Regions from separate parts of the Homo sapiens genome. Here region 2 is linked to region 1. Evidence: chromatin contacts called from ENCODE Hi-C or POLR2A ChIA-PET data. All regions are on one chromosome and are shown on one strand. Each heading gives the region's core, a stretch centred on a gene start or an enhancer-like site at or near the end of the contact. The rest is flanking DNA. Distances are from core to core; before and after follow the strand shown. Region 1 overlaps PIK3C2B (phosphatidylinositol-4-phosphate 3-kinase catalytic subunit type 2 beta). Region 2 overlaps PLXNA2 (plexin A2).

What was found. A loop is a pair of places that touch in the nucleus more often than their neighbours do. ChIA-PET counts read pairs that join two places held with the same protein, here RNA polymerase II (POLR2A). Pooled maps may share reads with other maps.
Region 2: a loop to region 1 is called in a pooled map, with 4 times the contacts of the local background. The contact joins two enhancer-like sites. A Hi-C loop is called at or near these places in 1 of 50 pooled maps. POLR2A ChIA-PET finds 5 or more read pairs at or near these places in 2 of 52 experiments (A673 and PC-3).

Annotation. Positions count from the first base shown.
Region 1 is chr1:204,463,508-204,468,906 of GRCh38, reverse strand. It overlaps PIK3C2B (phosphatidylinositol-4-phosphate 3-kinase catalytic subunit type 2 beta), which reads left to right. Exons shown (of 33, transcript NM_001377334.1): 2 at 1-37; 3 at 3,588-3,688; 4 at 4,303-4,457; 5 at 4,775-4,895. Among named protein-coding and RNA genes, the nearest start is that of PIK3C2B, 29 kb to the left of the region's middle. RefSeq lists an enhancer at 1-755. Within about 2 kb of position 2,009, at least 15 of the 41 ENCODE cell types and tissues checked have a DNase peak (open chromatin) inside an H3K27ac peak, as active enhancers do.
Region 2 is chr1:208,181,156-208,186,758 of GRCh38, reverse strand. All of the region lies in intron 3 of PLXNA2 (plexin A2), which reads left to right. Among named protein-coding and RNA genes, the nearest start is that of PLXNA2, 60 kb to the left of the region's middle. Within about 2 kb of position 2,029, at least 13 of the 41 ENCODE cell types and tissues checked have a DNase peak (open chromatin) inside an H3K27ac peak, as active enhancers do.

The sequences.
Region 1 (5,399 bases), core at 760-3,259:
GACGCCTGGCAAGAACCGCCGGATTTCTGCAGCCCCGGTGAGGACCTTCTTGTGTTTCTTCTGCCTTCCTTTCTCCATGTCCTTCAGAAACAGGGACTAGTCTCTGCTGTTCTACATCCAACTCTGCCAAGTCCTTACCCCTTTAGGCCTCTCCTACCCTCTTTGGGACCCTGGCCCTGGTGGGGGAGGTCCAGGGGAGGCTTGATTAGGGGTGGACACCAGTAGAGGGAGGGCTCCTTCTCAGGGCCAGGTTTCATGTATCTTGGCCAAAACGGGCCTTCTGGGGCAGGCATTTGGGAATCCTGGTTCCTAGCGTGTGCCTGCTTCCTGATGTAAGGACTGAATTGGGAGTTATGGGATTCATTATTGACTGGCTGAATGGCCCTCTGGACCGGAGCAAGTTGCTTCCGCTTGCTCTGAGGCCCTGCTCTGCCAAAAACGCTGCGTGGCGATGAAGATCATTCACAATAGTAACCACTTGTTTAGTGCCCACTGAATGCCAGACCCTGGTCCAGATCTCCACAACAACCCTTCCTGATAGTCCAAAGCCACACAGCAAGCAATAGCAGGGCCAGCATTCAGCCCTGGCCTCTCTCGTTCCTAAGCCTTCTGTCTCCTCCTCTCCTTCTCCCTTTCTCTCTCTCTCTCTCCCTGCTCTGTTCTTTATTGTGATAAAATATACGTAACGTAAAATTCGCCACCGTAACCATTTGGAAGTGTGCAGTCAGTGGCACTGACGACATTCACATTGTCGTGCAACCCTTGCATTATTCATCTCTACTCATTCTCTTCTCACAATGAAAATATTTAGAAAAAATATGCAGTATGACAAATAGTTTTATTTTTATCAGTACATAGTGTAAAATAGCGAACTATCTAGGTCAAAGCCCCCAGGCAGGTGCCAGGGCAGCTCTGATCTTTTTTCTGGTTTAGGGGAGCTTCAGCAGCATCTCCTGGGTAGGACCAGAAGGCCTATTTGTGTTTCATCCTTGGTCCCTGGAAACCCTGGCTGCAAGGAGTCAAGAGACAAGTGACACCCCCATGGCTGATGCCTTCTTTTTTTTTTTTTTTTTGAGACAGAGTCTCACTCTGTCACCAGGCTTTAGTGCAGTGGCGCTATCTTGGCTCACTGCAGCCTCTGCCTCCCGGGTTCAAGAGATTCTCCTGCCTCAGCCTCCCAAGTAGCTGGGATTACAGGCACCTGCCACCATGCCCAGCTAATTTTTGTATTTTTAGTAGAGACGGGGTTTCACCACATTGGCCAGGCTGGTCTTGAACTCCTGACCTCAGGTGATCTGTCCACTTTGGCCTCCCAAAGTTCTGGGATTACAGGTGTAAGCCAATGCCCCTGGCTGCTGATGCCTTCTGTGACAGCTTAGCATTCTACTTCATTCTGTCCTGGTTTCCTCCTTAGCCATTGTTTAAGGGGCACTGGGGTTTTCCCACCTTGTGTCTAGCCTTTGGGAACCTTCCCAACTCTGAAGAGCTACACAGTTCTTCCTTCCTCCGCTTCTCCTAAGAGAGTCCCCCCAAAAGCAGAATCAGCTCCTGGGATAAGCCACATCCCTAGAGCTCAGGGATTTTTAAAGGCCCTGCTCTGAGAGGTGGGGCTGTTCCCGCTATTTATAGGGACTGGGAGATTCCTGTTCCCAGCTCTGAGTTCCTCACACCCAGCTGGGCCTGCTCACTGAGTCAGGGCACCCTGGTAGGTGGTCACCTCTGTCACTCCTTCTCTCTCCTGCCTCCCCTACTCCCTCACCCTTCCCCATCCCCTGCATGTCATCAGAGTTCTGAGACAGAGCTCAGCCCAGAATCTCCTTGAAGAAGCGGACACAAAGCAAAAAGCTCTTGCCAGTTCTGAGTGGGGAAATGCGGCCTTGGTCCTCCCCGGCTCAGCTTGTTGCAGGGGCTCAGCCTGCTGGGAGGGGGGACCCCTTGGGCCCTCGGCCTATACCACCGCCCCGCTTTCGTCGGGCTTCCAGCCAGAGGGAACCTCCTTATCCCAGGCCAGCGGAGCCAGCTCTGGAACTGGCTGGCTCCAAATGCCAGCCTGATACCCCTGCTGCCAGCCTCTGCCCGGCAGACTCCCCCAGCCAGCATCGGGTGATGCCACCAGGGCCTGCCAGCTGGGCAAACGTAAGTGGCTTTTGTTTTCTTATGGTGCCAGTGAGTGGTACAGAAAGGACATGAGAGTGGCCTTCAGTGACCACTCTGTTCTCTCCCTCTCTTGCCTTCTCTTCCCTCCCCCCACTGTCTCTCTCTCTTTCTCTTTTTCTTCCTCTCTCTCTCCTTTCTCTTGTGGGTTAATTGCTGACAGTGGTGCTATTGTTTTGACTGGGACACAGGCACGAACTTGGCAGAGCCAGGGCCTCACATGCCAACTGTCCCCACTGCTGCCCTCCCCTCTGTGCACCCCCACCCCCCGCCGCCCATGCACACCCAGGGGAGCAAGCCTAACAAGAGAGGGTCAACCAGAGGAAACAGTCTGGATATTCAAATGAGGAGCTCAGTTGCTGTCATCTGCCCCAAGAGGCAGAGAGGACTTGAGAGTAGCCAAGAGGTTGGGTGAGAGATGTGAGGCGTTGCTATGTGCACAGGCCGGAGCTAGACTCCCGCCAGAAACAGCTGTTGGAACCACATGCCGGCCTTATCTCCATCTGAGCTGAAGCCTCGTCCCTGGTGTGGCCTCCCAGGCTGCCCTGAGCAGACCCCTCAGGCAGAAACCTGTCATGCACCAGCTCTCCCTCCCCCTCACTTCCTTCTCCCTAGGGCTGGGCTACAGGCCTTGCTAGGGGCTTCTTTAGGAACCCTCCTGGGTGACTGAAAGCAGCTCTGGGATGGGAGACCGTTTGGGACCTTGTCTGAGAATCCTACCACCACACACGTATTTTGAGAGAGGAAGTGGGGCCAAGGCAGGCTCCCTGACATTCCGGCCGTTCAGAGCCGGCTGACTCGGAAGCCAGAGGAGCCAAGCTTCTACCAGGTCCTCCCCTGCCCAGACCACTGCTTTGACGCTTTCTTCCTCAAATAGCATTTACCCAGAAGGCACATGTGTCTGAGTCATCTCCTCTATCTAAGGGTTCTGGGTCTCTCTCTGCTTTGGGTCCATGGGGCTTGTGGATATTGAGGCTTTAGACCAGGGCCAAGCTTCCCTGGGCACCATTTGGGCCGCCCACCTGCTCTAGCCTCAGTAGAGGGGCTGGGAAAAACAGCTGTCTGCTCTGCTCCCTGTCACGCCTCTGGGAGAATCCCCCGGAAAGCCCGTGTTGCAGGAGAGGCCCAACAGCACTGGATTGCCTTACTGGCTGCCTCACGCTTATCAGACTGTCCCCTCCTGAAGTGGCTTTGGCCACACTCTTGTCCATCTCAGCCAGAGCTTCGCCTCCTTCTTCAACTTGGCTCCTGGTCTCCTAGGACAGCAGATACATGTATTCCCGGATGTCCCATATGTTCTTGTGCCCCTTTCATTGGATGTCGAGTGACTAGAAAGTCTTTTCATCTAGAGTTTGAGTTTAGGTCTGGAGTACCTCATAGGGAGGGGACACCACGAGGAAAAAGGCACTGAGTCGTCTGCTCTTCTCTTAAAGGTGGGCTCCCGGCCCCACACTGTTGCCAATGGCCATGAGTTGTTTGAGGTCTCAGAAGAGAGAGATGAGGAGGTTGCTGCATTTTGCCACATGCTGGATATGTAAGAGTTAAAGAATGGGGTGGGATTTGGGAGGGCTATGGGGGATGGGGAGGGGGGCCATCCATTTCCAAACTTTCTTTAGGAGGGAAGAAGCACCATAATAAGTAAATCTCAGTTCATAGCTATGAAAATGCTTCCTACAACAAGTGTCTGCAGGGTTTTTGAAATCTTAGAAGTCTCACATTTTTAGCAAAATTCATGAAACCTCCATTGAATGGTCAAAGTATCCTGATCACTCTAGAGTCTGACCCTCAGTTGCCCTTAAGAGCAAATGCACCCCAGCTGGCGATAAGAGTGTTATCTGGAACTAAAAGAGAAAGGAAATGGATTCATAAAAAATTTTCCATTAAACTTAGCATGGAAAGCTTTGTCATTTTAGAACTATTTGTACTGTTCAATGGTGGGAAACATTTTGCAATTATAAGAGAAGTGTCAAGAAGGGGGTTTCTCAGAGCTGCTACCCCACTGCCCCCATCCTGGCCTGCAAATTTGGAGGGCTGGGCTGAGTGGGGACAGAGGGGCTCTTGAGCCTCAGAGCATGAGGTTCCCAACAGATGTCTTCTTGACTACTCTCTTCTAAAGGCACAGTGAGGGTTTTTTTTCTTCCTGTACAGCCTTCGATCTGGCTCTGACATCCAAGACTACTTCCTCACTGGCTATGTCTGGAGTGCTGTCACCCCTAGCCCAGAGCACCTCGGGGATGAGGTCAACCTGAAGGTGACTGTGTTGTGTGACAGGCTTCAAGAGGCACTCACTTTCACCTGCAACTGTAAGTTAGTGAGGGGGGAGAGGATGTGAGCATCCCTTGAAGTGGGGTGGGGATGACTGTGTTTTGACTCGATTTCCACCTCATCTTGTGGCCCAGATGAAGGGCAGTGAGGATGCTCCTTTGGGGGTGAGGGGCTGGCTATGGGGCCAGCATTCTAGTACAGTCACTTTCCTCAACTCTGAACTACTTGCCTGCTTTATCTGGTTGGTGATGGTGCTGGAGAATACTTAGCTGGAAAGGGGGATCAGGGTGGGGAAACTGAGACCCATCTGCCTTGACATCCATCATGATTGCTCCCCCTACCTTACCCTTCACAGGTTCCTCCACTGTAGACTTGCTTATCTACCAGACCCTGTGCTACACCCATGATGACCTGAGGAATGTGGACGTGGGTGACTTTGTGCTAAAGCCCTGCGGGCTGGAGGAGTTCCTGCAGAAGTGAGTGAATGGGTGGGAGGTAGCCCCTGCCTTCCTGGTAGTAAGATTGTGAGGGGGCTTCATGGGATTGGTGCTGGGACCGGCCTGGCAGCTCCGCCCCAATCCCACAGTCAAGACTCCTGCTTTCTGGGCACACTCTCGGCCACGTAGCACTTTCCCCAGGAGCTCTGTCTTCCAGCAGGGTTGGCTGACGTCCTGAGCCAAGTCTGCTGTGGAAAGAGCTTGGAGCTGGGATTAGGCAAAGACTAGGTCATATCTGCTTGCAGATTCTGCTTATGGAGAGATGTGTGTATTTGTGGGGAGGGGTGGGCTTGGGGAGACTATATGGGTAGTGCTGTATCTCCTGCTCTAGATTATGTGTGGTGTTTTTATGGCTGGGGCAAAATGAGGACTGGGCAGAAGTTCCCTTGTGGAGCCCAGGGGAGAAATTACAATTACTGTCTCTCCCCATTCTCCTGCCAACAAGTCTTTTCCCCAGCTGGCCCGTGCAGCTAGTTATCCTCC
Region 2 (5,603 bases), core at 780-3,279, 3.7 Mb before region 1:
CCTGGGCGACAGAGCGAGACTCCGTCTCAAAAAAAAAAAAAAAAATAAAATAACATTGCAATTCCCAGGACAGCCCTTCATTCCTTAGCTACTTCTCTACAGATGTGGGGCCACCTACTCTCCCCCTATCCCATTTTCTCCATCACCGCCTCCTGCCTCCAAGCCTACCTTTCTGAAAGATGTTCTTGACACTGTCATTAAACAGCTGCCAGCAACACCTGCTGGCATTCTCTGTTGCAAAGATAACAACCCAACTTTAAAAAGAGAGAATACAAAACAAGAAAGGCTATGGGAGGTGTGGTTGTGGGTTTTGGTTTTATTGTGTTTTTTTCCGTTTGTTTGTTTTTTTGCCAAATTACATTTTGTACATTTCTCTGTTGATTCTCTTATTCCTTTGCATTTTCTATTCTCTATTTATGAACCCCCTCTCCCAACCCCCACTTTAAAAATCAAGAAAAGGAAACCTGTTTCAGGATTAAATATGGTGTCAACATGTGGCTAGGATCTGAATACCTCAAAGAGAAGTCACAGGGGTTGTCTCCACCTACCCAAGCCTTTAATGGTGGAGAAGGAAAGATGGATTTAAAAAAGACGGAGGAGCCAGCCTTTTCCTCCTACCCTCCTGGGCCTCCTTCCAACAAATGATGATGCAGGGTGATGAAGATAGCGCTCTCAGAATCTGTGCCTAGTGATAACTCCCTCAGAAAGTCATGGGGATGCTTTCCCCACCTGTGCGTGTACACTGGTGTTTCTTCTGTTTATGCAAGGAGTCATTGCAGGGAGGGCTACATCTAGTCTGCTGCCCCAGTGGTTGCTAAGTCTTGATAGACACCACCTCTATCTGCCCTGCCCTCCTGCTCACCCACAGAGATGTGGCCCATTCTGAAACCACCAGCACCTCTTCCTTGCCACACCTGTCTCTAAGTGCCATTGGATCCCACTGCACAACTAATTCCCTTTTGCAGCCAGCTGGAGGAACACAAAGCTTATTACTCTCTTAAGACAATAGCTCAAAAGTGATAGTTTCTTTTTTTTTTTCCTTTTTTTTTTTTTTTTTTTTTTGCTTTCAGAGACCAACAAGGAATAAAGGGGCAGCTTCAGCTTCAGGAAATCGAGTTGTGTTTTGTGTTGCCAGGGGGTTGGGGGCTGGCGAGGGCTGAAGAGGTTGGGTTACTGGAAGCAAGATTCAAGGGAGCTTTGCAGAGGTCAACCCCAAGCAGTCTTTGTGGGAACCATCAAACTGATGACTCTGCTGATTTTCTATAGTGTCATGGAAAAGGATTGTAGGGAATTCTTGCCAAGTCTTTAGAAGAAAAGATATATATAGCTAAAGACATGTATATTTATAGAGAGATATATGGATATATTTATGCCAGTCATGCCAATGAGCTCTGCAGCGAGGAGAGGCCTCTAGAGAAGAGCAGGGCACCAGGATCTCCCTGCAGCACTTTCTGGCCCTTGGGAAAAGGAAATAAGAACATCATCGAAGGTACCTGGATCTGTGGCCTTAATCCTGAGAGGCCCCACCTCCTGGACTGAGAGGGCCTCCTTAACAAGGCCAAGCCAGGAGTTTTCCTTTGAACGGTTCAGTCAAATCCCTGCAGCCTAGAAGACACCTTAGAAGGAAATCTTTCTGGGAGTCTTTGATCCCTGAGGAACCTAATGTTCAGAGCAGAGTGTGAGAGGCAGGGATTCCTTATGGGCCAATGCCAGGAGTAGGGAGGGGGCTGATGGGAGGGCTGAGTGCTCCATGCCTAAAAGAAGGGAAGAATGGCCCCAAATTCATTTTTGCTTCCACCTGTGGGCAAAAAGCTTAATTGGACTGTTGGGCTTGGAAGGGCCCAGACCCTGCTTTTAGAGGAACTGGGAGGCTTGCCTATTTAGCTGGGACCATCTGCTGGCCCCCCGCTTAAGCCTGGGGGAACAGCTGAGGCTTACTGAGAAATTGGGCTAAAGATTCTTTCCAGAAATCTCCCTGGAACTGCATGAGGCGTGTGTGTGTGTGTGTGTACTCTTTGTGATTTCTCTGCACCAGCGGATCTCTTAATGTGAGTAAAGCAGCGCAGGCTCAAGGGTGAGCTGGGCGGGAGGCTTTGCTGGGTGTGCCCAATATCTGGCTTTAACATCTCTCATTCCATCTCCATCATGTCAACAGCTTTCAAGATTGACTGAAGCATAACTGCTTGCTTCATCCCCAGCCTGTGTGCCCCTTCCATCCCTGCCTACACCCAACCCTGTAGAGGCCCTGGGGTGTGATGAGTAAGTCAGGGTAATGACACCACACCCACATTATCTAGGGCTGGCCTTGGTATACTTTCCTTGGTTTTTTTTTTTTTAAGCAGGGGGTGGAGAAGGGAGGCAGAATATGATTGCAAAACCTATTTGGCTGTAGCTACCACCTGAATTCCTCTTTTGCTACAGACAGCGTCCCCCTTCCTCCCCAGGCAAGTTAAATTGCTTAGGACTGGCAAAGAGACTCAGAGTCTAAAGAAAACCTTCGGGTTGGCAGAATAAACATTCTTACCCGTCCCTTCCCTCCTCCCTGTCTCAACCCACCCCACATCTATCCTCTGGGCCAGTTAGCCCTCATTCCTAAGGAGCAGGCTATCATGTGAACATCTGGGGAAATCAAGAATGAAAGTTACACTTGAGTAAAAACTTCCTAGAACAGCACTGTCCAAGATAACATTCTGTGATGAGAAAAAACTTTTATATCTGTGCTGTTCAATACAATAGCCACTAGCTACATGTGGCTATTGAGAGATTGACATATATTAGTGTGCCTGAAAAGCTGAATTTCTTATTTTACTTAATTTTAATTAATATAAGGATAAATAGCTACCTGTGGCTAGTGGCTATTACACTGGATGGTACAGTTCTAGAATATGAAGTAGAAATAACTTAGAAGTCTAGGGTACCATGAAAGCCTAAAGGAAAAGTCTCCAACTCTCAGTCCCAGTTGAAAAGGGGGCAGTTTTGTAAGATGCTACAGTGCAATTTCTTTTTCATCTGCCCCAGAATAAACCAAATTCCCAGCTTAAAGCATCAGACGGGCCTCTCTTGGTGATCTGTTTCCCAGGTAAAAGAAACTGAGGGGTAGATAAGCAGGAGTGGGGCCCAGCACCGTCCCCCACCCCCAAAGACCCCCCCCTCTCCCTCTCTGGCACCTGGCTCTGGCTTCTCGTCTACAGCAGGGACCCCAGTGGGGACGCTGCGCAGAATGGTGCTGCAACTGCGGACATCTGGTTTCCCTCCCATCTCTGCCCCTTCATTTCTTTTCTGTCAGCAACAGCTCCTGGCTGTGGATGGTCAGCAGAGTCAACGAGGCCTGCAGACCTCCTTTCCGGCTCCCTCTACTCCCCCATCCCCTGCTGAGGAAGGTTAAGGGAGAAAGAGAAAAAAAGAGACAGGAAGGCAGAGTGAGGGTGAAATGAAATGTTAGTGACATTCAAGAAAGTGAGTTCATGGGGCTCTCACTGCCCTCCCTCCGGATTCAGGATGAACCTTGTCTGGTTTATAAGCCATCAGTGGCTTCTCCCCTGTCTGAGTTGCCAAACTCTTGTGCCCCCACCCTCCATGGCTCACTGCAACACATGTGCCTCCTCCCATATCATGGCAGGTCCATCTGTGACCTTTGTTCTTCTGACCTCTCCCCTAGACGAAGGGGGAGCCCCAGAGGAACTTTCCCTCCCTATCCCAGACTGAATACATTCAACCTGCCTCTCTGTACAGCCTCCCCCAGTCGCTGTGGGTAAACAGGAGGAAGAGAGAGGAAAAGCTTTCTTTCTTGACTAGGAGGTTGGCAGCCCCAGCTTGATTCCACATGGGAAGAAGCTATTCCTTTTTCTGATCTTGGCTCCTTGGCTTTTACTGTCCCCTACCCCTAGCCAGAAGCTGCATTAATTCACCGGGTCACTCAGCAGCCAGAGTCTCCTCTAGGAGAGGCTGAGCTGCCCAACCTAGGAATGGGCTAGAACCCAGCAGTACTGGATGCAAACTCCCCGCACAGCTCTGCCCAGCTGAAAGGCTGCCCTTCAAACCCCTTTTCTTGCTCAGAACTACAGGGGAAAGCAGGAGAGCCCCTGTTTTGCTACAAACAAGCAGAGTGATGGCAAATACGCCTCAGTTTTCCTATCTGCAAAATGAGGAGACGGCCTCATAAGGCCCTTCCGGAGCTCCATTCCATGAATGCAGTGTCCCAACATTGCCACTCGCATGGGCAGAGCAAGACGCTTTCAGTAGCTATGGAACTGCCAAAAAATTCTCTTGCAGTTTTTTGGTGGTTCTGATTTCTTTTTTCTGTCTTTCTTTCTTTTTTTCTTTTCTGAGACAAAGTATCACTCTGTCACCCAGGCTGGAGTGCAGTGGCGCGATCTGGGCTCACTGCAACCTCCACCTCCCTGGTGCAAGCAATTCTCCTGCCTCAGCCTCCTAAGTAGCTGGGATTATAGGCAGGCACCACCATGCCCGGCTAATTTTTGTATGTTTAGTAGAGATGGGGTTTCACCATGGTGGTCAGGCTGGTCTCGAACTCCTGACCTTGTGATCCGCCCGCCTCAGCCTCCCAAAGTGCTGGGTTTACAGGCGTGAGCCACTGCACCCGGCCTTTGATTTCTTAAGGAAGAGAGATGAACCCATTGCTCATCTCCTTCTACTGGTTTGATTCCTTTTGTCTTGAGTTCTAAGCTCTGGAGCTGAGCTGAGCTGAGCTAGACTGAACAGGCCACGGTGAAAGAGACAGGAGAGACACTAAGTCAATTTGCCTTTGTTTGTATAGCAGCTAGAGCAGGGAGGAGTTGAAATGAGATAATAGAAAGAACTTCCTAAATGGGACACGGTCTCAGGGGAGTGTAACATTTTCTTTCCTAGCAAAATTTCAAAATAAGAAAGTTGGAGGAGAACATTTGCCTCCCAAAAGCTATTTTTCTGGACATAATTTAAAATTACAGCTTCTCCTCCTATCGCTCTGTATTCCGCCACTTCCCATCCCTGGACCTCATCCCTACCTTCACAGTGAACTCGGGCCCACAACGGCCTGGTCTACAGATGGCGGAAAGAGGTGGGAGGTTTTGCCAGAGAGCAGGGGTGAGATTCCCCTCCCAGCCCCTCTCTGACTTCTGACCTCTGCACCTTTCTTGCTAGTGATCCCTAAATTACTGGGCTGTCTAACCCTCTCTAGGGAGGAGGGAAGCAAACAGGGCTGACGGGAGGTGGAGCAGAGAAAGTATGAGGTGGAGGTCAGGGGTCTTTTCACAGTGTGTTTTGGCAAAGGAAGCCTGTGGAGCTGCCAGTGGGATCAGACTTTCATCTCCTGAGCTAGCCCCCTCACTGGGAAAGCAAAAGCTGTCACTGGAGCTGTGATTTGGAGCATGTGCTCTGGGGAACTAGGCTGCACCCCTCAGGGTCTGGCCCCCTGAAGGAAAGACCAGAGAACAGACAGGGCCTTCCCTGCACCCTCCTGCCACCACCCTCCTCAGCCTTAGGAGGTGACAGCAGTGCCTGGAAAGGGGCTTGCTCAGAAGGAAAAGGCTCGGTCTGCCTACCTGGGTCGGGAAGTGGTAGATGGGATTGTCCTCAGGGCCCCAGCCAGCATGAAGCCTCTC